2 separate regions of the Homo sapiens genome follow, and region 1 is linked to region 2. Evidence: read pairs that join two places in POLR2A ChIA-PET (ENCODE). Cell type or tissue: IMR-90. All regions are shown on one strand. Each heading gives the region's core, and the rest is flanking DNA. Links, peaks and the distances in the headings are about the cores only. Region 1 holds the start of LOC124903026 (a long non-coding RNA gene). Region 2 overlaps TBX3-AS1 (TBX3 antisense RNA 1).

The links. Peaks named below come from ENCODE experiments on the same cell type or tissue, not always from the same donor. Only the 100,000 strongest peaks of a DNase experiment are listed, where the experiment ranks them.
Region 1: POLR2A ChIA-PET joins it to region 2 with 6 read pairs; 8 of 35 experiments call an interaction of 5 or more read pairs at or near these places.

Annotation. Positions count from the first base shown.
Region 1 is chr12:114,611,110-114,626,726 of GRCh38, reverse strand. LOC124903026 (a long non-coding RNA gene) reads right to left here and starts at 5,330. Exons shown (of 2, transcript XR_007063470.1): 1 at 4,716-5,330; 2 at 3,803-3,923. RefSeq lists a silencer at 7,802-7,986. In IMR-90, for the core only: no CTCF peak of the experiment used is centred there; no DNase peak of the experiment used is centred there; H3K27me3 peaks cover 483 bases.
Region 2 is chr12:114,684,518-114,700,134 of GRCh38, reverse strand. All of the region lies in intron 1 of TBX3-AS1 (TBX3 antisense RNA 1), which reads right to left. Among named protein-coding and RNA genes, the nearest start is that of TBX3, 8.2 kb to the right of the region's middle. RefSeq lists enhancers at 639-1,491, 1,492-2,346, 2,347-3,200, 6,997-7,291, 12,435-13,285 and 2 more and a promoter at 15,449-15,617. In IMR-90, for the core only: a CTCF peak has its summit at 7,205; no DNase peak of the experiment used is centred there; H3K4me3 peaks cover 1,981 bases; H3K27ac peaks cover 2,584 bases.

The DNA of each region.
Region 1 (15,617 bases), core at 3,551-8,550, 72 kb after region 2:
GTTCCTCTCTGTGTTCATATGTTATCATTTAGCTTCCACTTATGCATAAGAACATGCAGTATTTGGTTTTATATTCCTGTGCTAGTTTGCTAAGGATGATGGCCTCCAGCTCTATCCATGTTCCCACAAAAGACATGATCTCGTTTTTTTATGACTGCATAATATTCCACGGTGCATAGGTACCATATATTTTTTTATCCAGCCTGTCATTGATGGGCATTTAGGTTGATTCCGTGTCTTTGCTATTGTGAACAGTGCTGCAGTGAACATGCACATGCATGTGTCTTTATGGTAGAATGAGGCAATTTTGCATACATGGGGTTGTACTACACTTGCTGGCTTGCACACTTGGTTTTTATTCAAGAATATATTGTTGTTGTCTCTTCATGTCAAAGTTTATTCACATTAGGTCAAGGTTGCTCAGCATTTGTTAATACAAGAACCCTTAAACTTATTTAACCAGTTCTGTTTGGTTGGTTTTGCCCTATTGTTGAACTTTCTATTTTTCCAATTTTTCTGCTATTATAAACAACACTGCAGTGAACATCCTTCCACACAGATCTCTGCTTGCATGTCCCAATAAGTTTTTTGGTATAATCAAGTACTTTTTAAAAAAAGTTTAAAAATTTTTAGTGAAAAACTTCATTGTGTGCTTAATCGGTTTTTTTTTTTGTTTTTTTTTTGGACAGAGTCTTGTTCTGTCACCCAGGCTGGAGTGCAGTGGCATGATCTCAGCTCCCTGCAACCTCTACCTCCCAGGTTCAAGTGATTCTCCTGCCTCAGCCTCCCGAGTAGCTGGGATTACAGGCATGCATCACCATGCCCAGCTAATATTTGTATTTTCAGTTGAGATGAAGTTTCATCATGTTAGCCAGGCTGGTCTCCAACTCCTGACCTCAAGTGATCCTCCCGCCTTGGCCTACCACAGTGCTGGGATTACAGGCCTGAGCCAATGTGCCTGGCCTTCATTTTAAATGACTATTTATTGTGTTTTGATCCTTACTGTTTGCCCACAGTGCTTTACTTTACATGTTCTCATTTAATTTTTATAACGTCACCACGGTGTGGTTACTGACATTATACATATTTTAAAGATGAGGAGACAAAGGCTTAGAAAGGTTAATGACTTATTCAAAGTCATGCAGCCAGCTTTATCTAATTCCAGAAGTCTGGGGCTCTTAAACGATTGGCTTTGCTTAAAGTAAGAGGCGCCTGCAATTTCCTTCTATGATCAAACCACACAAAAGCCAGGCTGATTAGACTTTTGAGGTCCCCCAAAGGTCATGACCAGAATTGAGGTGGGCGTAGTGAGGCCCTGCAGATTCTGCTGGAGCTCTGCTGCCCCCTGGTGACAATGCTCTTTCATTGCTTAGATGGTTAGTCCCTTGGCAGCGGCCAGTTGTAGTTAAACTCACACTCTTTAGGTAACAATAAGACTAGCAATGGAATGGTCATTATCTAAATATTTACTGAGACTCTTCACCGAGCGTTACATACACTATCAATCCAAGCCTTGCAACGCAAGAGTTATCCCCATGTCAGAGAGAAGAAACCAGGGCTCAGAGAAGTTAACCCCTCCAAGGTCAAGCGGCTTACTAGTTGCAAAGCTAGAGTTCCATTCCAATTCTCGCTGGTCCTTAAGTGTACACCCTTTCTACTGCCCCATACGTCTTCCTGATCTGGCACAAAGCAACATCCCGGAAATCCTTCAGTAAACTTAATCTGAGCCAAAGACAGTTTGGTACAGAGATCTCAAGTATGGATTCCAGGGTCTGATAGTCCTAATCTTAATCCTGCCTCTGCCACTTTCTTGCTGTATGACCTTGAGGAAGTCACTTGACCTCTCAGAGGGCCATGTGAAAACAGGGATGCGATAAGTAATGCAAGAAAAGGGCTCAGCCCAGGCGCTGGCATTGAAGAGGCAGCCAGTGAACTAAAGCTTCATATCAAGGGAATAACATGAGGCCAGGACTGAGAAATAGCACGAGAATGAGGCCAGTGCACTTAGAAGAGAGGCGGAGAGAGTTTGGGAGAGTCGAGTTGAAACCAGGCTCTGTTACTGACACAATGTGAAGAGGTCCCTTTGCTCTCTGGGACTCTGTTTCCCGTCTGTCAAAGGCATTCTTTCTAAAGCTACTTATTGACATGCAGCCACTGCTCTTGGACTAAGGCAGATGCTGAGCCTCACAATTTTCTCTTTTCTAAAATGAGAACGAAAATATACAACTATTCACAGCATTTTTTTTTTTTGAGACAGAGTCTCATTCTCTCGCCCAGGCTGGAGTGCAGTGGCATGATCTTGGTTCACTGCTACCTCTGCCTCCCAGGTTCAAGCAACCCTCCCACCTCAGCCTTCCAAGTAGCTAGGAATACAGGCACATACCACCACGCGCAGTTTCACCAGGATGGCCAGGCTGGTCTCGAACTCCTGGCCTCAAGTGATCCACCCACCTTGACCTCCTAAAGTGCTGGGGTTACAGGCATAAGCCACTGTGCCCAGCCATATTCACAGTATTCTTATGAGGCATCAAATATGATGGTGCCTGAAAGTGGCTGTTTTGTTAATAAAAGGGGTACATGAGCTCTGGTCTCAGCAGTCAAGGAGAGGAGCTTGGATGTCTTGAGGGAATGAAAAGAGGTAAACTGATGACTAACATTTGTTGAAGGTTTAATATTTAATATTTGCCAAGCACTTTTCTGAGCATTCACAAATATTAACTCATTTAATGGTCACATCAGCTTTATGAGAGAAGCAATTTTACTGGTTGGCTGTTATGGGTGATGGTGGGCCATGTGACCCAGAGTTGGCCAATCACAGATTCCCATGTCCTGGCCTCAGTGATTAGCTCAGGGAGAACCATAAAACCCCAACCTAACCAATAGGATCATTTCTAGGCATTATGTCCCTCAATGCTGGAGGCAAAAGGCTTTTCTTTTTAGCTTTGGGGTGCTGAGGTGATTGATGTCACTCACCTGAAGCTGCCTGGAGCTATGCTGTAGCCAGGAAAACCCAGCTAAATAGCTTTAGAATGAGACCAATGCATTGAGAGGCAAGGCAGAAGAGAGTTAAAGAGGGCTGAGTTGAGACCAGCCAATATTGTTAGAATCTATGTAACCACGTTTTCCTTTCCACATACGTAAATCAGTGAATCTCATTTTTCTCTTAAAGCTAGTTTGAGTTGGGATTCTGTCACATACAACTATTGACTCTCACCAATGCACATATATTAGTCCACTTTCGCACTGCTATAAAGAAATACCCAAGACTGGGTAATTTATGAAGGAAAGAGGTTTAATAGACTCACAGTTCCACCTGGCTGGGGAGGCCTCAGGAATCTTACAATCGTGGTGGAAGGCGAAGGGGAAGCAAGCACCTTCTTCACAAGGTGGCAGGAGAGAGTGAGTGTGAGAAGGAGGAAGTGCCAGACTTTAAAACCATCAGCTCTCGTGAGAACTCACTATCACGAGAACAGCATCGGGGAAACCACCCCCATGATCCAATCGCTTCCCTCCCTCCACACCTGAGGATTACACGTCCCTCCGTAATCCCCACCTCACTGTGGGGATTACAATTGGAGATGAGATTTGGGTGGGGACACAGAGCCAAACCATATCAGCACATACACAAATAATGCTAATAGTTATGGCCACCAACATAGTAATATTAATAATAACGTCCTTCTAGATGATTGGCATTTGACATGGTCTTCAAGACTCAAACATTATCCCCCCTGTGAACCCTTACTGGAGGGACTTCTTCTGGGTGAAGGTAGTCACTTTATAATGAACAGATTTTACACCATTTTCGTCATTGTTGTGTTTTTTATTCTATTGAATTGTAAAGTCAGATGCACCTTGCTTTTACGTCTTCTTGACTTTGCTCATTCTGTTTCTTCCAACTGATTTGTTCTCTTCTTCCCTATCTGTAAGAAATCAGTTTTGCAGTTATAAAGAGGACCAGCTTCTGAATCAAACAGAACTTGGTTCAAATTCTGCCTCTTCTACTTCCTAGCTCTTTGACCTGGGTCAAATCACTTCCCTCTCTGAGCCTCAGTTTTCTCATCCATAAAAATGGGTATTCTAATGGTACATGATACACGGGATTGATGGGATTTGGTTAAATTCTGGAAGTTATCTATAATTGCCAGTGAATTATTTAATATTATTTTATTATGGAAAGCTGTTTCTTGGTGGTGTTTGCGGTTGTGGTCAAAGTTCAATGGAGAGGGGGGTGGATTGGAGGAAATGCCTCTGTTTGAATTTTCCCATCACAAATTTCAATCTAAGTTAATCAGCATGTATATCAGGGGCTTAGCGTAAGCTACCATTTATCCCCAGAGATGAAGGAATTCCCATAAAACCTTAGGCTTCCAAACAAACATCTTCCCACACTCAGCACATCCCATTCCCACAATCTTGGGTCTCTCCAAGGAATACAGCAGCAGCAGGCAGGACATGAATGAGTCCCAATGTGGAGAGACACTTTGCGAGATGCCCATGAAGGACTCTTATTTAAGAAAATAATTCTCGATAAAGTGAAATGTCTCTGTCTGAGTAATCCATTTTAGGGACTGACTTTTGGGTGTCATGGTCCTGATAGCAGATACATAACTTTGATTCTTCCCAGCTTTACCTGGGGTGAGTGTTACTTATCAAAAGCATGTGGGTTCTGCAGCCAGAGAGACATGGGTAGGAATTCTGGTTTCTCCACTTACTTGCAATGTGATCTTGGTCCTTCAAGTCCTAATTCTGCATCTATAAAGCAGGGATATCTTCCAAAGCAGCTGTTTTAAAGATTAAATTAGATGATGTCTCTGCCCAGTGACTTGACACATAGTGTTCCAGGTATCCTTATCTTTGTGGCAAGCTGCCTTAAAACTTAGTGGCTTCAAATAGCAACAATAGCATTTTGCTCATAGATGTACAACCTGGGCAGGGCTTGGTGAAGACTGTTTCTCTCTGCTCCACTCAGCAACAGCTGGGATGGCTCAAAGGTTGTAGGCAGAGATCATCAGAGCGCTCACTCATTCATGTGTCTGCTGGTTGATGTGGGCTGCTGGTTGGTAACTCAATTGAGGCCATTGGCCAGAACATCTACCATGTGGCCTCCCCATGTAGCTTGGGCTGCCTTACAACATGGTAGCTGGATTTCAAGGGTGAATGTCCCAAGCGAGAAAAGGCTCAGATGGAAGCTCTATCATTGTTTATGACCTAGACTCAGAAGTCACACAGCCTTCCTTCTGCAATATTCCATTCACTGAGCCAGTCACAAAGGCCTGCTTAGGTTCAAAAGGAGGAGAAGTAGCTCTGTCTCTCGATGGAAGGGTGCCAAGTTTCTGGAAGAGATTATGGCATCAGAAATATTGCTTTAATCACTTTTGGAAAATACAAATTGCCTTTTTTTTTTTTTGAGACAGAATCTCACTCTGTTGCCCAGGCTAGAGTGCAGTGGCATGATCTCGGCTTACTGCAACCTCCACCTCCCAGGTTCAAGCGATTCTCCTTCCTCGGCCTCCCGAGTAGCTGGGACTACAGGCACATGCCACCACACTCAGTTAATATTTTGTATTTTAGTAGAGATGGGGTTTTACCACGTTGCCCAGGCTGGTCTCAAACTCCTGAGCTCAGGCAATCTGCTCACCAGGGCCTCCCAAAGTGCTAGGATCACAGTGTGAGCCACTGTGCCCAGCTTAAATTTCCTCTTTTAATGGGTGCCAAAGAAAGAGCAATTCTTAAGATCCCTCGCTCTCTGAGCATTACAAATGTATTTTCTTTTTTGTTTGCTTTTTGTTGTTTTTGTTTGTTTGTTGAGACAGGGTCTTGCTCTGTTGCCCAGGCTGGAGTGCAGTGGCACGATCATGGCTCACTGCATCCTTGGCCTCCCAGACTCAAGAGATCCTCCCACTTCAGCCTTGTGAATAGCTGGGACCACAGGCACGCCGCCATGCCTGGCTAATTTTTAAATTATCTGTAGCGACAAGGTCTCACTCTGTTGTCCAGGCTGGTCTCGAACTCCTCTGCTCGGACCATCTGCCCACGGTGGGCAAACTGCTGAGATTACAGGTACTGACCTACACATATATTTTCTAAGACATATATATTCTCTTACCTATAAGACAGGAATAAACAATACCTGCTTTGTGGAGAAGTTGGAAAAATAACAAATAGCATATGAAAAGTCCTGATAGGTAGTAGGTGCTCAATAAAGAGTGATTAAACTAGCAACTCATGGCCAGATATGGTGGCTGACACTTGTAATCCCAGCACTTTGGGAGGCAGAGGTGGGAGGATCACTTGAACCCAAGAGTTCAAGACCAGCCTGGGCAACATAGTGAGACCTTGTCTCTACAAAAAACACAAAAATTAGCCCGGCGTGGTGGCGCACAGCTATAGTCCTAACTACTCGGAAGGCTGGGGTAGGAGGATCGCTTGAGCCCAGGAGGTCTAGGATGCAGTGAGCTATGATCATGCCACTGCACTCCAGCCCAGACAACAGAGTGAGACACTGTCTCAATAAATAAACAAACAAACAAACAAACAAATAAAATAGTAACTCACATTTGAACACATAGATACAGGCAGGGGAACATCACACACCTGGGCCTGTCGGAGGTCGGGGGCAAGGGGAGGGAGAGCATTAGGACAAATACCTAATGCCTGCAGGGCTTAAAACCTAGATGATGGGTTGATAGGTGCAGCAAACCACCATGGCATATGTATACCTATGTAACAAGCCTGCATGTTCTGCACATGTATCTCAGAACTTAAAGTAAAATTTAAAAAAATAGTAACTCATATTTATTGAGCCATTGCCAGGTACCAGGCACTACTTTCTGAACACTTCATTGTATTTTTTTTTATTTAATCCTCAGAAGAACCCTATTATATAGGTCGTATTATTGTTACTATTTTACAGATAAGGAGGCTGTGGCTCAGAGAAGTTAAGCAACAAGCTTAAGGGTCACAGAGCTAGTTATTAGGACTCCCAGGATTCAAACCGAGGCAGTGCCTCCAGAGCATGAATGCTTTCAAACACAACACCATACTTCCTCTTAATGATGTTGTTTTGTTCTCAGTATAAGGGTTTACAGTGTGACCCAGTGGAAATTACTAAACCCATAGACCCAAGAGACAGGAGGTAAGCTAGAAAAGTCAATTAAAGGCTGAGACTTGATGGGCATCTGGTGCCAGTGAGGTGAAGGCTGAGGTTGGTTTGTGCCTTACACAGCCATGATCAATAGATCATGGATGCCTACAAATGACACCCTGAGCAGGTAGACGTGAGGATTCCTGGTCACCTCTTGGCTGAATCCAGCTAGCTACTGAGGCAGTCTTTTCCCAGTATCTGCTCAGCTACCACTTTGCCCTGCCAAGAAGTTGAGCTTTTATTACATATATAATTTTGCCTTGGTTTTATGGCGAAAGTAATATGGATTCATTGTAAAAATGAAAAGGCAAAAGTATATACAGAAAAAAGGAAACATTTTAGCTGGGCATGGTGGCACATGGCTATAGTCCCAGCTACTCAGGAGGCTGAGTGGGGAGGATCCCTTGAGCCCAGGAGGCTGAGGCTGCAGTGAGCCAAGGTGGCACCACTGCACTCCAGTCTGGGTGACGGAGTGAGACCCTGTCTCAAAAAAAAGAAAAAGAAAAAGAAAGTAAAAATTTTCTCTAATCCCTTATCCTCCAATGTCACTCCCCAGAGGAAATCACCATCTGTAGTTTAGTGAGTAGCCTTCCTCATTGTTTTATTTAATTTATTTATTTATTTATGTTTTAGACAGGGTCTCACTCTGGCTGGTTGCCCAGGCTGGAGTGCAGTGGTACAATCATGGCTCATTGCAGCCTCGACCTCCTGGGCTCAGGTGTTTCTCCCACCTCAGCCTCCCGAGCAGCTGAAATTACAGGTGCACGCCACCATGCCTGGCTAATGTTTTAGCAGAAATGGGGTTTTGCTGTGTTACCCAGGTTGGTATCACACTCCTGGACTCAAGCATTCTGCCCACCTTGGCCTCCTCGAGTGCTGGGATTACAGGCATGAGCCACTGCACCTGGCCCTTCGTTTTTTTTTAAATATAGAAAACATTAAATAAGGCAAAACCTATTTTGTTGCAACTTGCTTTTTTTTCTTCTTCCATATAACAATATATCAGGGACCTCTTACCATAACAGTACATCTAAACTGCTGCTGAGTGCTCCATAATACAGCTGTGCTTCTGTTTATTTCACTAATCCCCAGTTCATGGACACTGAGGTTGTTTTCATTTTTTTTGTTGGTTATAACCAATGCTGCAACAATTACATTGTTGTATGCCTGGGTGAGTATTTCTGAAGGATAGATTGTTTTTCAATTTTGTTGTAAATTTTAGATTCAGGGGGTACATGTACAGATTTGTTACATGAGTATGTTGTGTGATGCTGAGTTAGAGATTCAATTGGACCCGTCACCCAAACAGTGAGCATAGTACTTGATAGGTAGTTTTTCAGTTTTGCCTCCTCCCCTCCCTCCCCACTTCTAGAGTGTCTGTTGTCCCCATCTTTATGTCCATGTGTACCCAATGATTAGTTCCCACTTGTAAGAGAGAACATGGGGTATTTTGGGGTTTTGTTTCTGTGTTAATTTGCTTAGGATCATGGCCTCCAGCTGCATCCATGTTGCTGCAAAGGACATGATTTCATTCTCTTTTTTATGGCTGCATAGTATTCCATGGTGTATATGTACCACATTTTCTGTATCCAGTCCTAGGTTGATTCCATTTCTTTTATATTGTGAATGTGCTGTGATGAACATGTGAGTGCAGGTGTCTTTTTGGTAGGGAAGGATGGATTATTAGAAATAAAAGCCAGGTGTGGTGGCTCATACCTGTAATCCCAGCACTTTGGGAGTCCAAGGCAGGCAGATCACAAGGTCAGGAGATTGAGATCATCCTGTCTACGATGAAACCCCGTCTCTACTAAAAATACAAAAAATTAGTCGGGTGTGGCAGCGGGTACCTGTAGTCCCAGCTACTCGGGAGGCTGAGGCAGGAGAATGGCGTGAACCTGGGAGGCGGAGCTTGCAGTGAGCCGAGATTGCGCCACTGCACTCCAGCCTGGGTGATGGAGCGAGACTCTGTCTCAAAAAAAAAAAAGAAAGAAAGAAAAAAGAAATAAAAGACATAGGCCAGGCATGGTAGCTCACACCTGTAATCTCAGCAATTTGGGAGGCTGAGACAGAAAGATTGCTTGAGCTTGGGAGGTCAAGGCTGCAGTGAGCTGTGATTGTGCCACTGCACTCCAGCCTGGGTGACAATGAGACCCAGTCTAAAAAAAAGAAAAAGAAAAGACAAAAAAAAAAAAAAAAAAACAAGAACAGCAAAAAAATAAAAATCAGCAAAAACCAACAAAAAAGCACTGGTAGGGGACCAGTGCTACCTGGGGTCACCTCCCAAATAAACCACTTGCCTTCACATCGTTGTCCCAGGGTCTGATACTGGGAAAACCCAGCCCAGGGGAACGCTCTTCCTGTACAGTTGCTTCCCACGAATACACAGATGACATGGATGCACCTCCTAATCCCAACCCCTGTGCTGCTTCTTGGTTTCTCTCCAACGTCAGTGCTGGAAGTGACCTATCAAACAGCAAGGATGGGTGTTGAGGCCTCCAGGATGTAGTCACAGAGGGAGAATACAAGACTATATTGGCAGGCCTAGATTCCCGTTCTTGCTCTTTTACCATGAGCTGGTGGATCTGAGGCATGCCACTCATTTCTTCTGAGCCTCAGTTCTCCCCCTTACATAATGCCTGGTCTTATTGGTGGTTAAGATGAGATCATCTAAAGCTGCACTTTTGTTTAAAATTAAACATAAGGGCTGGGTGTGGTGGCTTACATCTGTAATCCCAGCACTTTGGGCGGCCAAGGATGGAGGATCATTTGAGCCCAGGAGTTCAAGACTAGCTTGGGCAACATAGTAAGATCTTGTCTCTACAAATAAAGAAACGTAAAAAGTTAGCCAAGCTAATTTTTTGCAGTGATCTCAGCTTTTTGCAACTTCAGCCTTCCGGTTTCAAGTGATTCTCCAGCCTCAGCCTCCCAAGTAGCTAGGATTACAGCCACCCACCACCATGCCCGGCTAATTTTTGTATTTTTAGTAGAGATGGAGTTTCACCATGTTGGCTAGGCTGGTTTGAACTCCTGACCTCAGGTGATCCACTCACCCTCAGCCTCCCAAAGTGCGGGGATTACAGGCATGAGCCACTGTGCTCGGCCTGGAATGTCTTCTTTGAAGGCCTTCCCTGAATTCTTACTTTGGATTTTATTTCGTTCAGCTTAGTCGATTGTCTTTTTTTTCCCCTTCTTTTGCGATTGGCTTTCCCTGTCACTAGACTGGAGGTCAGTGGTGGCACGATCACGACTCATGGCAGCCTCGATGTCCTGGGCTCAAGTAATCCTCCCACATCAGCTCATGGGGTCGCTGTAACCACAAATGCACACCACCAGGCCATGCCTGTGTGGCTAATTGTGTGTGTGTGTGTGTGTGTGTGTGTGTAGGGACAGGGACTTGCTATGTTGCCCAGGCTAGTCTTGAACTCCTGGGCCCAAGTGGTCCTCCCACCTTGACCTCCCAAAGTGCTGGGATTACAGATGTGAGCCACCATGCTCCTTCAAAAAACATGTTTTGTTTTTGCATTAATATGAAAATGTAATAAGAAGATATTAATATGAAAAAATTCAAACAAATACAAAACGAGAGTGAATGGCTTCATGGACCCCATGTACCCACTACTCATAAATTAATTACTGATTTTGAAGTTACTTGTAACTAATGGCTAATCTCAGGGTTATCTATAACTCTACCAAAGGTAACTGCTATCCAGACCTTTTTTTATTTTTTTTTTTGAGATGGAGTCCAGCTCTGTCGCCCAGGCTGCAGTGCAGTGGTGTGATCTCAGCTCACTGAAAGCTCTGCCTTCCGGGTTCAGGCCATTCTCCTGCCTCAGCCTCCTGAGTAGCTGGAACTACAGGCACCCGCCACCACGCCTGTCTAATTTTTTTGTATATTTAATAGATACAGGGTTTCCCCATGTTAGCCAGGATGGTCTCGATCTCCTGACCTTGTGATCCGCCCGCCTCGGCCTCCCAAAGTGCTGGGATTACAGGCATGAGCCACCGCGCCCGGCCTATCCACATGATTTTGAAGCAAATCTCGCAAATATTAAACACAATTCCTACTATTCATAGCGGAGACATTTCCTCTAGCAGCTGGCAGAGAAGGAGAGGAGCAGGAGCTATTCTCAATCACCACTCGAGATACCCAAAAGCGTGTGAGAAGAATGGAGTTATCTGTGGGCACAGGGAGTTGTGCCCAGATTTGAAGAGTTTCCAAGTCAACAGATAGATCTCATGTGACCTGTGACCTCAAATTGAGCAGGAACTGGCCACCGAGGCATTGGGTGTCCCTGTCACCTCTGCTCTCACCTAAGGCTTTGATGCTACAGACTGAGATAGCTGCTCAGCCATAAATCGCACGCATTGAGAACTTCAGTTTCAACAGCTTTGTGATTCTCCCTGCCCTCTCCACCCTGTGATGTTGAAATTTGTTGCTTTGCTCCATGTTCTAGCCGTGGGTGTAATTATTGTAGTGGGACCAGCAATTAACCTTCCACAGAGTGACCAGTGACTCTCTGGCTGAGTGTCCTGTGGCAGAGGGAGACAGCTTGTCGGGTTCCAGCGGAAGTGCTGGGATGTCTGCTCTCAGGGAGGAGGCGGTGGGCAGAGGACACTGGGGCCAAGGAAGGGTCAATTTTTCCCACTGGTCTCTCCAGAATGAGAGCAGGGAGGGTATCTCTGAAATTCACGAGGGAGAGTAATATCTTCATTTGCATTTTGGAGATGCTGAGCCAGGCTGGAAAGTGTCCCCCTTCTGATTGTCTCTTAGAAAGTCCTTTATTTACAAACAGTTCCTGTCACATAGTAAACACATACATATTTCTTTATTTTTATTTTTTGAGACAGGGTCTTGTGCTCTGTCACCCAGGCTAGAGTGCAGTGGTGTGATCATAGCTCACTGCAGCCCCGACCTCTTAGACTAAAGCAATCCTCCACCTCAGCTTCCCAAGTAACTGGGATGACAGGCATGCACCAAAATTTAAAAAAAATTTTTTTTAAAAAGAGATGAGGTCTTCCTATATTGCCAGGGCTGGTCTGGAATTCCTGGGCTCAAGAAATCCTCCCACCTCAACCTCCTAAAGTGTTGGGATTACAGGCGTGAGCCATCACGCCCCGTCCTGCCAGTAAATTCTCTCCCTAAGAAGGGAAATAATTCTGACTTCTATTCTGACTTCTCTTCTGACTTCTATTGCCATAGATAATTTTGCCTATTTTTGAACTTCATACAAATAGGACCACACATTATGTTCTCTTTTATGTCTGGTTTCTTTCAGTCATGTCTGTGAATTAATCTAACTTATTGCACGTGGCTCCAGTTTGTTCTTTTTCATGACTGTATAGTATTCCATTTCATGAGCATACCGCATTTATCCTTTCTGTTCTCAATGGACATTTGTTTTGTTTTGTTTCCCAGCTTCGAGTTGTAGCAAATAAATCTGCTTAAAATATTCTTATGCATGTCTTTTGGTGCACATAAGCACTCATTCTAGGGGGAGTATGCCTTTAAGAGTGAAATTTCTGGGTCATGGGAACATACATGTGTTCAGTATTATCAGATACTGCCAAGCAGTTTTCCAAAGTGATACTGCCAATTCACATTCCCAAAAGCATTGTGTCCTATTGCTCTACAGCCTTACCAGTTGTTAGTACTGACAGTCTTTTTTAAATTTTATACATTCTGGTGGAGGATCATGAGACATAAAAGCTAGAACTAGTGTGTGATACAGTGTGACAAGAAAAATTATGAACGCATTGTATTCACAACATCCAAGGACACTTTTGGGTCAAGCTTTCTTCCTATCCCCACTTTTGGGCTTCAGATTTTGGCAATCACTGGAAGGGACTTAAAGCTGGAGGTAGGGAGAAAATAGAAAGATTTGCACTATCTTAAAGGCTGAAGATAGGAAAAAGGCAACATATTTGAAATCAGCCTCACAGTAGCTCCTACCTGTTGGCTAACTCTTTCCTCTGATGTGTATGTCATAAAGGCCAAGCTTATCCATTGGACAGAAATTCCTGTTGTAACTTATGTAAAGTCCAGCTGCCTGTGGTCCAGTCCCCTTCGGAGTTGCATTCACAGCAATAGCAATCTGGTAGGGATGTCTGCTTCTGTAGGATCATTCTGAATTAAGGTATCTACTGTGATGAGAAGCATATCTGCATGTGTGCTAGAGACAAGAGTGACCTTGGCCTTGATCCAGGCGATGTCCCCCAAATGCTAGCCAGCATAAATTTCCACAAGCATGATCATAATATGTTATAAGTTCCGCTTCTAGTAGGTAGGTATTCCGGAAATATTCTAATGGCTGCATATGAATCCATCCTTAAATCTCCCCAAACTCTTGTTCACTCATATTTCACTGGATAGAAACCATGAACACTTAGCTTAGCCTAAGCTATATCAGATATGCCCAACTCTTTTAAAAATAAATATATTTTTAAAATTTGAGTAGTATTATTTTGAGAAAAAAAATTTGCAACAAACCAGAGAATTTGGGTGTGAAGTGATCAGAATTTCCAACCATTCTCACAGAATGGTGGGGATATATCACTGAAGAAGAAACACATGAACAAGAAAAATAAATGTAATTTCTGATCTGACTCATATGTACATATATATGTGAATGTATATACATGAGTTCATATATATATACACATTTACATATATATACATACATATATACTGTATTTAGTTTCTGACCTTATACTTTATATATATGCATGTATATAGTGTTTGTCTATATGCAATTGTGTATGTAAATTCATACATACAAATGTATGCATATATGTATGCATCTACTGTGCATAGGTATATATATGAGTGCATGTATACATATGTATATATGTGTATGTATGTATACATATATCTGCAATTACATGATTAGCTTTATTAATGTGACACATGGTTCTTATATATTGATTAGAAGAAGAGGTTAACTCTCTCTTTAGAAAGTCTAGAAGATGTTCCAGTGGCCTCTCTAGAACATGTGATGAGATGCTACCACTTTCTTCATGGCCAATGTCATGGTTCAAAGAGGCACTAAAATATACTAGTTGGGAGCACCAGGATCTCACAGACTTGGGGTTAAAAACTCGCTCCCTGCTGATGAGCCATGGTGTGTTGGGACTCTCTGAGCCTCTGTTCCTTTTTCTTTTTGTAAAGCGGGAGTAGCAATACCATCCTCTTGGGATTTTTGTGCCCTTCAAACAGGATGTTATGTGCAGGGCCTGTGTACATGCACATCCAGTGCCTGGTGTACATGAAGCACGTGGTGAGTGTCAGCCGCACTCATCATGATTCCTATGTGGGTTGAGGCTGATTTCCCATTCTGGCTGCCGTGTGGGAAGTGGGTCGGAGTGTGCTTTGGGTGGGGCGTCAAGTCCTCTGGTGGAAGGGAAGGGATAGGGTGTTTGAGATCTGTGAGAACCTGAAAAAGAGCTACCAGGGGCCACTGAATGCTTTATCCTTTTACTGGGACAAGGGAGGTGGGAGATTTTCTGGCACCTGGTACCTGGCAGACAAGAGGGAAACGGTGAGAGAGATTCAGTGAGAAGTATAAAATCTTCCTGTTTATGCTCATGTTTGTCTTCTTCCTGTGTGATGTAACCTCTGGGGGCCATGAGACTCTTTATTATATTAAATATCAGGGGGCATTGAACTGGAGTTGTGCTACATACACTGTGCTGGGAAATGCCATGAAATGGTAGGTTATCGGTAAATAATGATCCCTTCTCTTTTCTTTAGAAGTCAACATTCCCCTACAGGTATTATCATCTCATGTCATCTTGTGACCTCTTGATGACTTCTCATTTTCACAATGGGAATGAGCTCAGAGTGTGGGAAAAAAAAAAAAAACAAACTTCCAGGCTGACAGTGAGGAGCTCTGTGCGGGGCCAGAGTCCAAAGTCTTCATTTGCTCAATGTAAATATCCACACTGTGTCCCTGCCACTCAGTTCAAGCTTCAGGAATCACTCAGACACAGCATAAAGAAACCACTGCGTAAAGGAGTCACCCTATTCATAAGTGACTTAAAATGTGCAGAATGGAAATAACCTAAATAGACTGGGCACAGTGGCTCATGTCTGTAATCCCAGCACTTTGGGAGGCCGTGGCGGGTGGATCACTTGAGCTCAGAAGCTTGAGACCAGCCTGGCCAACATGGTGAAACCATGTCTCTACTAAAAATACAAAAATTAGCTGGGCGAGGTGGCACACACCTGTAGTCCCAGCTACTCGGGAGGCTGAAACAGGAGAATCACTTGAACCCAGGAGGCAGAGGTTGCAGTGAGTCAATATCGTGCCACTTCACTCCAGCCTAGGCAACAGAGCTAGAATCTGATCTGTCTCAAAACAAAACAAAAAGAAATGTCCAGGAGATGGGGATGAGTTGAAACTATTTATTTATTTATTTATTTGAGATGGAGTCTCACTCTGTCGCCCAAGCTGGAGTGCAGTGGCAGGATCTT
Region 2 (15,617 bases), core at 4,701-9,700:
ACGTGCATTCGAGGAAAAAGAGACGGAAAGACTGGGGCGGAGGGAGGGAGAAAGAGACAAAAGCAGAGACTGAGATAGAGACAGACGCCAGAGAAATACTAGGAGGATCGAGATTCGCGCCTTAGCGCCAAGCTGAAAGGAGCGAGGCGATTCCAGCGACCCTCGTCCTGTCTATAAACATTTGGTACCAGGCCAGGCCAGGCGGACATGTGATTCCCTGAGGCCCTCTCGGTGCCAAGCGGCGGGCAACAGGAACCCAATGTCCACCTAGAGGGGGGAACCCTCGGCCTTGCCTCTCCTTTGCTGTGTGACTCCAGGAAAGTGTCTCTACTTCTCTGAGCAACGAGTTCTGTCCGTTTAGTTCTGGTAGGGCAACCAGCACGTGGAGCAAAAAGGCCTTGAAATATGGTCGGGCGCTGTGGCTTATGCCTGTAATCCCAGCACTTTGGGAGGCCGAGGCGGGCGGATCACCTGAGGTCAGGAGTTCGAGACCAGCCTGGCTAACATGGTGAAACCCTGTCTCTACTAAAAATACAAAAAATTAGCAGCCAGGCATGGTGGTACGTGGCTGTAATCCCAGCTATTCGGGAGGCTGAGGCAGGAGAATTGCTAGCATTTGGGAGGCAGAGGTTGCAGTGAGCAGAGATCATGCCACTGCACTCCAGCCTGGGCAACAGAGTGAGACTCGGTCTCAAAAAAAAAGGCCTTGAAAAAAATTGGGTTTAGGATTTGTGCCTGCCCTCCCTTCCCCCAACAGAGCTGCTTCTGACGAAAACACCCGATCACCCGGATCTTCAGTGCCTTAGTTGACGCGGGAGAGCTTGAGAAGAAATGTTAGATGAGAACACCGCAGGTACTCAATAATTGCTCCTGTGTTGCAGGTCTGCCTTAATTCTAAATCTCCGTGGAGTGAGGACACAGGTCGCCATTACCAAGCCCTTTCAAAGCCCTGAATGATCTCAGAGGGTTCTAACCGCCTTGGAGAGGGTGAATCCAAGGTGACCCAAGGGTGAAGAACCTATCCAGCAACACACCTCAGGCCTCTGGGCTCCAAAGCCAGGGCTCATTTCCATCCTTTCCCCCTAAGTCAAGGATTCCCGACATCCCGAAACCACCCAGCCCCAGGTGCTGCCAGGCTGAGGTTGAGGCTTTAGAAAGAGCAACCTCAGGGAGGAGAGTTTGGAGAGGGCCGCTGCTGGGGTGAGGGGAGGAGCGCCTGCAGGTAGGAAACCTGGACAAAGTTCAGCAGAGAACCAGGGAGGGGGAAGGGGGACGGTGATGGTGAAAACTGGGGAAAAAAAGAGAGAAGTGAGGAGAGAGAGAGGGAGAGAGGGAGAGAGGTCAGGAGAGGGAGAGATGGAGAGGGGAAGGGGGAGAGGGAGAGAGAGAAAAGGAGAGAAAGAGAAAGGGAGAGAGAGGGAGATAGGGAGAAAGGAAGGGGGAGATAGAAAGGGAGGGAGAAGGGGAAAGGGGAAGAGAGAGAGAAAGGGAGATGGAGAGAGAGGAGGGAAAGGAAGGGGGAGAGAGGAGAGAAGAGGAGAGGAGAGAAGAGAAGAGAAAAAAGAAAGAAAAGAAGAGAGGAAACATGACGGACGCTAGAGCTCGCGAGAGCGCCTGGGTCTGCTCTGCGCGCAGGGTGCCGGGCTCAGGACGCCTAGGCGTCCAAGCTGTGTTCCCCACCGCGCCCCACTCCGCCCAAGGGGAGAGCCCCACGGACCATTGTGGCTTGCACAAAACCCGCGCCCCAAGAGCCTCTGCCAGGCCGCTGGGACTTGATTCATTTCTTGACTAATTAACTGGAAGCTATGTCGCCCCTTCTTTCAGGGCCCAATTAATTCGCCGCGGGCGGTGGGGCGGAGGCTGTGCCGCGGAGGCGCCCGCCTGGAGCCCCTTTGTGAAGGGCTGTCTGGGCCGTATTGATTCTAGACACACATGCGTGCGCATACACACACACACACGCACACACACTCACACACACGCGCGCGCGCGCGCGCACTTTCCCCTCGTTCCTTCGTACTGAAAAAAGAGGGGGCGGTAAAGATCTGGATTTCCAGAGTTTAAGAAGGTTTTTGTCAGACTCGCACTCCCCACCCACCAATTGCATTTGCTTCCAGAAGGAAGGGACCAAAGAATACAGGCAGTTTTCAAATCTGCGCGGGGAAAGGGTTAGATGGAATTTCTCTTCCTAAAGGGCGAAGATATAAAGAAAACAGATCGCTACTGTGTACCCACTGTGTGCGTGTATCGGACTCCTACTGTTTTGCTGTTAAAAGTCGGACTCGAGTTAGACAAGCCCCAGGGTAAATTCCAGCTCCCCAAAACACTGGCTGTGCGACTTCGGGCAAGCCTCTGTCTTTCTCTGCGTGTCTCTGTTTCCTCGTCTGGAAAGTGGAGATCACTGAGAAGGCTCCTGCCTCATTAGATTATTGTAGTTGATGAGCCGATGTGTGGGAGAACTCTTAGAACATTGTCATCTTCCTGAGTATTTCACAAATGTTCTCGCCAATAAATCGCATTTTATAAGAAACTCATTTCTCAGGTGAGGAACCCGGAGCTAAGGGGTGTGGCCCCGCTGCGCAATGACCCGGGCGTCTGATTCCAAGGCCGAGAAGTTCAAGAACGAAATCTACTAGGGAGCTCTGATGATTTCACCACTCGGTGGTATGGGCTACACCAGTTGGGTGGAAGTGGGGGTGGGGGCGCTCTCCGGGCCCGGTGTACCCCTAGGCTCATCTGAATGGGCCTTGAGGCTTCTTCCTACCCACCCACCGCCATCCTCCGTCCAGTTCCATAATGACAGCGAGGAGGCAGAAACCCTAAATCCTGAAACATTTTGAGTGGAACCCAGCACGCAGGAACCTGCGAGATTCTTCCGTTTCGTCGAGGTCCGCATCGATTGTATTGACCTCCCCGTGGGCCAGCTTGTCTCCTTCATCGATCAGCCGAACGAAGTCTAGGACAGAACTGTAGACCAAAGGAAATCGCAGGCGTCTTTGCAAAGCTGGTGGGAAGTAACCCAGCGGCTGCTGGAAAACGAATGGGTGACCTAAGCCGGTTCCACCCCCTCCCAGGGCGTCGGCAAAAGGAGCTTCTCACCCCACTGCCTCTTATTCGATCACTAATTCATTTTTTAGTTTGGTTCTGTTTTTAAAACAAAAATTAAAGAAAAAATAGTTTATTTGGTCAATCAACAAACATTTGATGAACACACTGCATGTGCCAGAGACTACGGTGAGCATTGGGGTACTAGCGGTGGGGAGAAGTCTGTACAGAAGCATAAAACCCTGGCGGCGGGGGAGGGGTTATGGAAACCTCTTTACTGTCAATTTTTAACAATGTGAAGGCGCAAGACTCCCTAGTTGTCTATCCCAAAGTTTTCTGTTTGTGCAGAGCGGCAGTACTACCCACTTGTAGGCAAGGTGTGTGCTCTGAGTGCAAGAAACGGACCGGAGAGTTTAGAAGTTAGGGCCTTTGAGCTGGGAGCTGGGGTGAGCAGATCCGGGAAAGTCTTTTGCGGGACAGCGGCTGGGTGTTAAGCTCCAGCTCCCGCGCACGCCTGGCGCCCGCGGTGACCTCCGCCAACCAGGTCAGTAACGCTGTCTGGGTTTCCAAGGCTCCCAGGAGCAAAAAAATCACCCAGCCCTACCTCTCCACAGCGCGTGGAAGAGCTAAGGCTGATTGAGTTTGACCTTTCTGTCCAGAGATCTTGAAATTAAGCCCTCTCCTGTCCCACTCTTCGTGGGCCTCGATTTTCCTCATCTTCAAAATGGGAATAATAATATATTTTTACCGGAGTGAACAAAACTCAGGACCATAAGCATTAAGCTGGAAGGGACCCATCTTTTATTCACTCCCTTGTCTCCAATACTTTGAAGACTATCTGGCACCTAGAAGACTCTCAATAAATATCTGTTCAATGATGGAGTGGAATTTTCTATCCATTATACCAAACCTCTCTTCCCACTACCATCTTAGAATAAGTCTGCTTTTCACTATCTTATTTTATATATCAGAATCCGTTTGGGAGAGCAGCTAACAAATTGAATACTGGTTCTTTAAAAATGCACTTTGGAAGTGGTTATTTGTTTTACAAATGCAGAGAAAATGCCCCTTTTAGTCTCCTTCTCTCCCTTTCTTTCTTGACTTTCATTCCTGTATTGAATTATTATTTATTGAGCAGCCATTAGCTATGAGCACTGTGATCGGAGCTGGAGAGATGAGGAACCCTATCTCTTACAAAATAGGAAACCTAATTTTAGACACTCCTGCACAGACCGTGTAGCCTATTAACTTTATTTGGCTATAGTTAGTAGTCTTTTTTCTTTGCTGCCTAGCTCTTTAACTTTTGACAAGATCATAAAGGTGAGGGCATTGCTTGGTACACAATAGGAGCTCAATAAGTGTTGGATGAATTTATTCTTCCTAATATTGTAGCCCACAGCTCCACTCTCAGCTGAGGTCTTAATCGCCTTGACAGAGAATCTTTCAAATGACTACTGAAGCCAGTAATACAATGGACTGAGCAGTCCTCTAAGAGGTCCTATGCCCATGAGATTAGATTAGATTAGAACACAGTCCTGTGTTTCCAATTCCAGATACAATTCAGATTGGTTCCGGGGTAAGGTCAGCCACTCCAATTTCTAACGAGTGGACCAGGGCTGGGCAGGCACCAGATTGGCCTTTGCAAAAAGGGATGTGGGGCCCTGAGGTTCCTAAAACCATGTACCCTTTGCAGATCTCCACACTTGTCTGGCTGTGGTCCTTTCCAGACCACTCTCCCGCAAAACACACACACACATACACACACACTCACACTCACTCAACACCTTTCCCGGTAAACAGAAGTTAATGCAGTGCAGGCAGAGCTTTAGAAATGAGATGCTAGTTTGCACTGAGAACCCTCTTCCCCCACTTCCTGGCTTGCACCTAACTTCTCTTGCGCCAGCTCCCACATTTGGCAGATTCCAGGTGGCCCTCTCCTGCCCCAGCCTCCAGGAGCAGTTTCGGCCTCCTGGTATATCTGGAATTGCCACCGCAGAGGCTCAAAACCGAGGCCTCATCCCAACCCAACCAGTTGGCCAGGCCCTCTGGGGCACACAGAGGACACTGTCCACCAGCCAAGTCTTCCCTAAGGGCCATCCAGTGGAGACTGCAAGGGCACCTTCTGCAGGGGTTCCCGATGAGCCTCTCCAGAAGCGAAGAGCAGAGGTTTCCAAGTGGGAAGCAATCCACTCCTTCTCTACCCCTGCAAATTGGGGCACCTCCATCTCCAGCCTGGGTCCTGTACTTCCTTCTCTGCTTCAGACTGATTCAGATTCACCTAGTGTTCAATTAGCCACTTTTATTTATGCGCAACATGTGCACTGGACTGGGAAGTTTTTTAAAGAGAGAGAGAAAAAGTGTTTTTACTACCACTGCCTGGAAACTTTCCTGTGGCAGCTGAGGGGTTCATCCTGGGCTGGGTGACGCTTGCAGCTCCGTGGACATGTTAAGTCCTGTCTTACTAATTCTACACCTATGCCCTTATTCTGACTGGAATCAGGCGCCTTAACTTCCTGTCTTTGCATGCAATACAGGCTGTTCAGCTTCTTCCCTGAGGCCCCATGGGTGCCAATCCCCCTGGTAATGGGTCTCCTGAGTAGCAACTTAGTCTGCAACAAATCCTAAATGGAAAGAGAGAAAAACGCCCTCTTCATGTGCCCAGAATGTTATCGCTAATTTTTTGGAAAAGTGCCTGTGTACACACATATTATATCTATTATTGAGTGGGTTAGTGGGAGACTAAAAACACCGAACAACAGTTGTGGTGTGTGTGTGGGGGGTGGGGAGTATATTCTCCAATTCCCTGGTAATTTGTAACAGACAGATTTTATTGCTGCAAGAGAAAAGGAGTAACTGTGTAGCTGCAAAACAAATTTAGTTCCGTCTATATTGATGAAACAGGAGTCTGCCCATGGGGTGTGATTGTGATGCATTTCTAAAATCTGAGATTTAATGTTATATTCTGGGCTACTTGTAATGTCCATATACACACTGGTACCCACAAAGAACAGTTTAGAAATACACATGCATATTCTTTGACATTTAAATAACGCAGTGGGAGATGGGCTTAAGGTTGGACCTATACACGACTCAGTAAGCTCTCTAAACGTTAGGAAGATCTAAACTGAAGCACTAGAAAGGTCTGTGACTCTGTTCTTCCTAGCAAGCCAGCCTCACCTCCCCTTCAGATTCCATCTATAGCAATCTTCTTGTATCCCTACCAGAGGGGATTTCTTTTGCATTTTACTCCTGCCTCACCCAATCTCCCCAACTCAGAAACTTCATAATTCAACTGCAATATCCCTGTTTTACAGAAGTCTGCTCCACTCCCTTAAAAAAAAATCATACGTCGAAGTCAAAAGGTCTTTCACTGACTCCAACAATTCTCAAATTCTAGATGGAGACATGCGATGAAGGAGCCTGTCCTGGTTGTATTCACTGCATTAATACGCACACATAAAAGTGAATGCAACATCGTATTTTAACTTCTCTGATAGAAAAATCCCAACTGTGCCATACCGTCCTTCCTCCTCTCCCTGTTCTCAAAAGAATTAGAGTCCCAGGAAGTGGGGAAAGGGTGGGGGGTGGGGGTCGGGCAATGAAGTTGCTTGGAAAGGAAGAAAACAATAATTCGAGGCACTATTTACACCTGCAAACTTTGGATGGCTGTATTCGGCCCCAATTGGCTTAACTGTAAATCTTTTCCGCATGGCCCCAACTCCTGGCCTGAGCGTCTGGGTTTAATAATGCCCCTCGGCACCCCAGCAGGGCCAGGCTGAAAAGAGAGAATCCCCCACTCCACCCCCATCCAGCGCAGAGGTCATTAGAGCAGCGCCCCCCACTTCCCCATCCATCCATGCTTGAGGTACCAGACTCAGACATGTGGAGAACTCGTATTTTACCGTCTGAAGACAAGGAAAGCCTTTCAAAAGCAAATGTCCCCCCCACATCAGAAGTGGAAGGAAGTTTCCCCTCCCTCCCAACTCTGCGCGTTTGGCTTGCAAGGGGTGAATGGGAAAGAGGGGTGTCGGCACTAGAAGCCGGAGACAGGCTCCAACTCCCTGGGCTGGCAGCGTAGGGTTGACCTGTTTATAAAACTTGCTGCTAAGAAAACATGTAAAAACACACCCCAGCGGTGGGAGAGGAGAACTCTCCCTCCCCGCAACCCTCCCGGCTTCGCGCACGAAGATTCCCCCGCTCGGCTGCGTTCTCTCTGAGCCTGTTATTCTCCCGAGAGCCATCTCCTTGCAATTGCTTTTCCACCACTTTGGGAGACAGAGAGTCCTACATTTCTCTTTCATTTTTGGTTACTCCTCCCCGCCCCCCACGGCTCCCCGCAAGGTCTTTACCGTCCACTCCCGATGTGTCCTTTGCAAGCGAAGGGAGGGGGGAAGGTAGCAATCAATGCGGCAGCAAAAGACAAATCGGACAGGGTAGGGTGGGAGGTGGAGGTAGGTGAGCGGCTTCTAACTGAATCCCTGCAATCTTGATCTTAGTTCTCAAAAGGAAAAAGACCTGCGCTTCGCTGCCCTGGGTCCGCCGTGCTTTCTTCATCCCCCACCCGGGCAGCCCGCCGCGCCGCGCCGCGCCGCGCCGCGCCCCGCCCCGGTAGCTGGAGAGGGAAGGCAGGTACCCAGCGCAGGGTTACCTGCAGGCGGTTCGCCGGTTCCCGGGCCTGTCGGGACCTTGTCGCGACCGAGAGCTGGGGAAGGACAGCCTGTCCGAGACCTCTTTGCTCTCCTGCGGGCCTGTGCAGCGTTTGGGGCAAGATCCGAGCCCTGTCACCCCCTTCCACCCTTGGGTGAGAGTAGAATCCGAGGCCGTGAGCTGCTTCTCCGGTTCCGTGCTCAGCGAGGCCTGGATCCGCACCGAGGCGCGTCCAGCTTACGTATTTGCAACAGGGGTAAGGGGTGGGGTGGGGGATCTAGGTGAAGCCCCCCGGGGCAGAAACATGGCCAAAAGGACCTTATGGGACGCTCTGGGCTGTCGCTCACTCCCAACTCCTTCCTGGGGCTCGAAATCTTCCTTTCCCAAGCGAAAGGAGGAAAGGGCGCTGCGAGGGAAGACAGAGGGCAGGTTCCCGATCCAGGAAGGCCGGTCCTCTCCACTCGCCTGGAGGATTTTTAGTATCTGGTTCAGAGATGAAATGAATTGAGGCCCGGGCGCCAGTAAAAGCAACTACTAGGAAAGGCACTTTCACAATTCCAAACATTTTCTCTCTTTCTGCGTGTGTGTGTGTGTGTGTGTGTGTGTGTGAGCGCGCGCGTGCGCCTTCCTCATTCCCCTTCCTCTAAAATAAAAAAATTTTTGAAAGGAAGAGAAAACAAACTTATCTAGCCCTCATTATTCAAACCCCAAGCTAAAGACTTTTAAGGGCTTCTGGGATCTCTCGGGCCACAACCTTCACCTAACCCTTTATTCGGAATGGGAGAGGGAATAGTCTCTCCAGTCGGCACTAATCGGTCCCTGGATATCATACAAGACTTGGGACATTTTAAAATATGTAGAATTTGTTTGTATTATTTGGAGCCGGGATGATTGATTTGGGAGGGACACATCCCAACTCAAAATACAGTCACATTGTTGAGGCCTCTAGTTTCTTTTGCTGACGTGGAAGGAGGAGGAGGCTACGCAGAGTGTCATGAAATTAAGACCGACACCCTGCAGCTACTCTTCTGCCCAGTGGTCTGTGTGGCCATGGTACAAAGTCAGTGATCATAGAAGGTGGAGGGGGTTGGAGGGCTGGTGCTCAGCTCAAGTTTGTGTGAAGTGAGTTTGGCCAGAGAGTTTGCCTGGTTGTGAGACCACTGCTCGGTGACAGGGCAGGCCTGGGGTCAAGATCCTGAATCCAGGACCTACATCCTGACCTTGGCAGCAGATTTTCACGTCTTCTATTTGCCTGGCACCCCCCAGAGAAGCAAGATCACCACCCTGTGTTCTAGGACCAAAACAGGATAACTGCACAGAAGGCTAGATTTTTTCCATAGGGGCATGTTACAGCAGGAGGGATTGCATCTGTTTTCAGTGCAACAGTAAAACCTGGAACCCTTCAAGTGCTCACACTACCCCAATTCCTGTGCCCATCTCGAGAAGGTAAATCCTTCCCTCAAGCCTTAAGTGCCCCCAGGACAGCTTCATCTCTAGGGGGCATCAGTAGGTATGATGTTATCACCTTCCTTCTCTCCTCACCCTAACTGGATTTTCAAGACATGAAAACATTTGCTTTGGGAACACGGGTGTGCTGGGTGGCTGGCAAGAAGTGGAGGGAAGGTTGCAAGAAGGAAATGGAAAGAAGAGGGAGGAAAAACACACATGACAACTCTGTGCCCACGGCTCCCTTTCATTTGCATCCTGCTTGGAAATAAATGAACCCCCAAACACCAGTGAACTTTCTACTCTCACTCTCTTTAATTGAAACCCAGTACGGGAAATAGTAATGGATATTGTGCTCAAATTGAGAAAACGTGTCTGGGGCTACGAGGGGAGAGTTAGTTCAGCAGATTTGGAGGAGCTGATCTTTCTTTGGCCTGTCAACCTTCCTGACAGTGTGGTCATTTAATTTGCTATGCCCTCTTGCTTACAGATCTTCCTGTGCCCTCTGCCACATATGCTCCCCCAGGGCGAAACCCCACTCTGCCCCACAACCCTGCCACCTAACAACACTACCAATGATAAGGGAAAGAATGAAACAGTAGCAAACCACAGAAGTAAATTCTCCCATTTGAATGTCACCCTCCGTCTGCATGAGAGGACTGTTAAATTTCTCCTCCACCCTCTTAAAGTATTCTGTCACTTAGTCCCTCTACCCTACAAGTAAAATTTTGATACAAACCTCTGAGAGGCCACTTATACCCTTACCTGTCTCGACTGAAAATCTAGAAAGAGGATGTTGAAGAAAGAAAGGTGCTGGGTGGTCAAAAGTGCCTGGGGCAAAAGTCAGCTCTGGCCTGTGTCTTGGTGGTTCTGGGTCAGATAAAATGAGAGAAAAAATTCCTGGCCCCTTCCTTGTGAATTCATTTCTGCTGGCCTAATAATGCCCATTGCATTATCTTTTTTTTTAAAGTAATTAGGTAAAACACACACACACACACACACACACAAAGAGAAGGTTGAAGATATAGATTGACTTGAAATTAGGAAACCACAATTGGTTCCCTTTCCTGAGAGAGGAAAAAACCTTCACAGATGTAGAAAAAGCACTCTCCCCAGACACACACACATCCTTCAATCTTACCTCTCTCATTTCCCTTCTAACTTATCTAAATCACTGGCTGTGTACAAATTTGCCATTTTGCAGGGTGATCAGCTTTGAGGAAAGGTAGGTGCTAATAAGAATAATATGGAGGGCAAAATGTTTTCATTTTGCCTCTGCCAAAAACATATTTACATTAAGGAGGTATGATGAGCATGGATTAAGTGCATAGCGAATGATGCTCTAGAAACGGCATAAACCAACTGGCAACAAACTGAGCCTCTGTACTAAAAATATTGCTTCTCCAAGCTAGACAACTTTCAGTCTTCTCTCTCTGAAACATGCTACAGACGCTTGCACCAAATTGCCCAGATCAATAATTTAGAGGAATGTCAGAGGATAGGGGAAATGTGTGTTACAGGAAAGCTCCGTGCTGCTGGGGCAAGTAGGAAGCTGGGAGCTGGGGGCTATAGAGCTCCCCACCCTAGGTTCCTAGGTTAACTTGCAGCTCCTCACCCTAGGTTCCTGCTCTGGAAAAGATGGGGAGGTGGCCTTAGAGCTTAGGGAGCAAAGATGGGGTTCAACTCTGGAGAAAGGGGTGGCTTTGGAAATGCCAAGAGGAGAAGGTAAAACTGCCACTCTAGGCAAATGCACACAATGTTTTTCTATCTCTCAAGATACTTTATCTTTCTAGTCAAGGAAGAGAGGGGAAGGTGTTTGCTTCAGCCCCAGGAAGAGGGATCTCCAGGCTGTCATGGTTGCTGGGAAAGATGAGGGAGGGAAAGGGGGCAGAGTACGGAGGCACCAGGTCAGAAAGACAGGAGAGAATTCAGACAGGACCAAAACAGCCAGAAAAAATAGGATAAAGAAGGTAGAAAAAAAAAAAAAACAAAACAAAACATGAGAAGTTAAAGCCTGGGAAATAGATACAAGACAAGAAAGAGAAATAGAAACCAAGAACAAGATTGATGAAAGGAGGAGAAGAGAAAGTAGAAGGAAAAAGAATAAGAAAGATTCCAGACACGCATTCAAATAATCCTAAATGGGGATGAGCAGAAAGACAAGGAGACCAAAAGAAAAGGGGGGGGGGGGGTGGTGGGGAGGAGAAAGAAAGGAATGGAAAAAGAAACAAAAGGTGAATGTCCTGCCCTGTCTGTCTGGTCCAACCAAGAAGCTAGTGTCTGCCCTGGAGGGAGGAAAGGTGGGGGAGTCCAGCCTGTCTCCAAGGGACTGACAGGCAGCTTCTGGACCAGAGAGGAACTAAGCTCTCAAAGCAAGCTTTGGGGAGGAGGAAGGGATGGGGGTGCATGGTGAGTGGAGACTCCTGGAGGAAGAGCAAGCCTCCACTGGGTTCAGCACTGCCAGGGGGAGAGTCAGGGTTCAGGGTAGCATAGCAGTGCTAATGTATGTACCCCAGAGGGGTAGGGGGTGCTAGGGCAATTTGCAGGAGGACCACAAACAGTAAACTAGAGAGCTACTTCCCTGGGATCCGTGATAAGAAAATCACTTCCTCAGGTGGGAGAATTGAGCCCGAAAGAGAATGGGAGCCCTTGGGGGGCAGGCACCTGGTCAGTTTCAAAGCTCGTCAATATCAAAAGAGGCTGGGATCCTGAGATCAAATGGGCTGGGGCACTGGGCAGAAACGAGGAGCCATTGCCAAACTGCCAGGATGACCAGAACGCCCCTCCCCCAGGAAAAGTTCATATATGAACCCACCCCTGTATGAAACTTCTTAATTAGGTCTCATACCCCCGGTGAATCTTGGATGCCCTTCTGTCAACAGAATTCCCAATTTAGTGACACCTCGGACTGAAAAGAGCTCTGCGGCAAACGGGGGTGAAAGTTTAAGAGGGAATAAGCATATAATACTCCCTTGCCAGACCTCACACATGCTGAAGGGAATATTTACAGCAAACTGGCCAAAGCAAACGACCCCGCCTACCCACCATCCTTTTACCCTCCTCCCCGCCCTTTTTGTAAACTCCAGATAAACACCATTTGATCACAAAAGGGTCGGTTTGTCCCCTTTATAGTTTGAGGCAGGCAGTGCGGCAGGGAAAAGTGGCGTGGGCTAAGCTTCCGTCTCGGGCAAGGCCAGCTTCTTTGCTGGCACCGTGGCCTGGGCTAAGGACAGTTGATTTGGTTTTGTTTCCCCCGACCCCCACCCCGACCCCACCCCCACAAAGGAACATTATTTTCAGGGTCCTCCCCCCACCCAGCTTTAACACTCGCCTACTTGCACCCGCACTACTTTAAATGCTGCGGGCATTGCAGATAGAGAGGTTTTTCAGTTAATTTACTTTTTTAATTCTAGAGCTACAATTAAGTGAAAACTCTTTTTGCGAAAAGGTGGAGGAATATTTCAGAGACGCCAGAAATTATCTGGGTCTTTTCTGACCCGGAATCTGCCCTCTTTCTCCCTTCTCCTCCCCTTAAGTCACCCTTTTCTGGGACTCTGTTGAAGGGCAGGCTCTTTCAACGTCTCTAGTCTGTCTTTTGTTGAGTGTGAGACCGAAGGAAAGAGGATCGAGGGGTCTGCAGAGAGAAAAAGACCGCAGATAGCCGGCAGCTGGCGCCTAATGCCGGGGTCCGGGGAGCGCTGGCCTCGTGGGTTCTCCTGGAGGCCAGGCCCAGCACAAGCCTTCGGAACACGCTGGCCAATGTTTAACCCGAATGCAGTGGCCACCAGGCCGCTTTTGTTTGTTCGCAAATTAATCACCCAGCGCATGGCCGGCGCCAGAGTGGGTTTATCACCCACCGGGAGGGGGGCGCGCCGGGCACGCAGAGACAAAGAGGAGTTCGCACCTTCCCGCTTTTGATCCCAGAATTACGGCGGCCTCCCTGCCTAATACGAGCCTCCTGGGGCCGAGTCTGGGAGGTCAGTCATAATTGGCGGAAGTTTGCAGACCATTAGCAAGATGTCGACATTTTCGATTCGAACCCCGCAAACTTTCCTCTCGTTCTCTGCTTCGCGCGCTGGAGGTTGGTGTGGGAGAGGAGATGGGGGTCAGAAGTAGCGATCTGGGGTGATCACAGGGTTAAGTTAGAGCTATGGGCAAAAAATAGGCAATTGAGGGAGGAGGACAGTGTGAGGGGCAGAACTCCCTCTCAGTCCACCCGCGGAGCCAAAAACAAATCTAGACATTTTTAAGTAAAATCCGCAAGCTCCCCTCCCATTTCCAAAGCTGACAGCTGGCCAGAATGCAGAGGAATGTCTCTCTGCTGTGCGTGGGACGCTTGGGGGCACCGAGTGGGTGAGGAGGAGGTCGGTCACAGTGTGGTTGTAGAACTACTTTGCTTCCACCCCAAGTAGTGGGGCAGAGATTGGCCTGCGAGGGCAGGCAGGCAAAACCAGATCGCTGGGATTTGGGGCCGCTCTTGAAAGAGCAGCGAAGGGGCCCCAGGCCCCGGAGGCGAGCAGTCTGGGGGAGGGGGTGCACTTTTTTTTTCTATTTCTTTCTTTTCTTTTCTTTTTCTTTTTTTTGGGGCGGGGGTCCCCAGAGACTCATGAAACCCTGCAGTGACTTCCGTGTTCTGTGTAAGGCGGGAAATGGCCTGGCCTTTCGCACCCTTCAGGTGGGGAGGAGGGGATGCGGGAGGGGGTGTTATGAGCCAACACTCTGGGGCACCACCACCTCGTAATTTTCCCTCTCTCTCCTTTCTCTATTTTAACCACTGGCAGAGACAGAGAGGACGCCAGAGAAAGACAGACTGAAAGGGAAAGAAAGGGGCGAGATGGCGAGCCAGACGGAGTTCGCAGAACCACACTATTCTCTCTGGTGACTTCAGGGAATTCTCAACGCTGGCGCCAAGCTCTCTTAACCATGTGCGTCAAAAATGCGAGGCTGGAGAAGCCTGTCGCCTCAAAAGATCCTCCCCTATCTCAGCGTGGTTGGCCCACAAGAGCACTTCATTTTCACCCTTCCCTTGGTGCCACGTTGGGGTTTCGGGGTTGCTGGGGGTTGCGCGGGTGCACAAGGCAAAATGCGAGAGAGGCCTGTGCTGGCCTACAGAGACACACACATCCAAAGCCCTGAGTCTCTTAAACCCCTAAGCCCCCAGATCAGCCCTTTCTCCGTTCCCTTTCCATCGAAGAAGCTTTCATCTCAGGAAAGATAAAAGAACATTGTTTTCAAGATTTCCCTCCATCTAAGCAAGGATGGTCCAAGACATTGGCCCCCAGAATCAAGAACTGTGGGCTTAGGCGAATCCTCTGACCCCGACCGGGCGCTGCGGTAACAGAGTTGGTAATTCGGCGATTGGTAAGATCCGGTCGTTTCCCTCCCGTCCGCCTAAGAGGAGGCCCCCACCCTACCCGTACTAAAAACAGTCAACTCGCCTCTGAGGTGGGGGCGTTTCACGGTTTGTTTTACAAATTCACCCTCCCTCCCCGACTTCTGGCCAGATTAAGTCCCCGGGGTGGAGAAAGAACTGAGGCACCGAGAGATAAGTGCGATGCCTAGAGAAGATACCAGGCTGGCGCGCCTCCCCCAACCCAATCGCCCACCCCTTACCCTGTGCTGTGCACCCAGCCGGGCCTCGAGGTGAGGGCAGCGGCTTGGAGGGGACAGGCTCAGAACCCAGTCTCTCGCTGTGCTCGCTTTGTCCAGATCCTCCATTCTCTTCTCTACACCCACACCCACATCCAGGTGGAATATGGGGGCCCGCATGCAAATGAAAGACGAGATCCAAAAGGGCTGGTAAATGCATTTCATAAAAATCCCAAATCCATCTTCCCCAGGAGCTCAGGCAGGGCCAGCCGCGCAGGCTGTGTACGTGTTTGTGTGTACGTGTTTTTCGGTGTGTGTTTCAGTCCCAGTGTGTTGGCGCGTGTTCGAGTACAGATACACCGGGGGTGTTTGGGTACCCGCACATGGCTGCGGGTGGGGCGCAGTGGAGAGGAAGCCCACACATGCGTGTGCTGAGATATGGCCGCATCCTTGTGCTCCCCCAGCCCAGACGCAGGGGAGACCAGCACCGAGACACCCGAGCTCGGGAGCCCTTCAGCGGCGGCCGGGCGGAGCTTGGCTCCACGTGGGGCTGGAGAGCACGCAAGCCTGGAGTCTCGGCGCTCGCTTCTCGGCTGCCGCCGGCTTTTGTAGAACCGAGTGGCCGGATGGCAGCTCGCGGGGAGGCTCGGCCACCCGCCCGGCTCGCCCGGGGCGGGGAGAAGAAGGAGAGCTGGAGAGAGAACCGGCCGCGGCGGTCGGAGAGGCGAGCGGAGTGCAAGAGAGGCGAGCGCCCCTGCCCGGCGCCCGGGCGCGCTCTCCGCCTTCCCCGCCCGGCTCGCCTGCTCGCTGGCTCCCTCCCTCTCTCCCTCCCCCTTCCTCCTTGGCCCTGCCTCCTCCCTCGATCCCCGGCTGGATGACTGAGGCATTTCAGA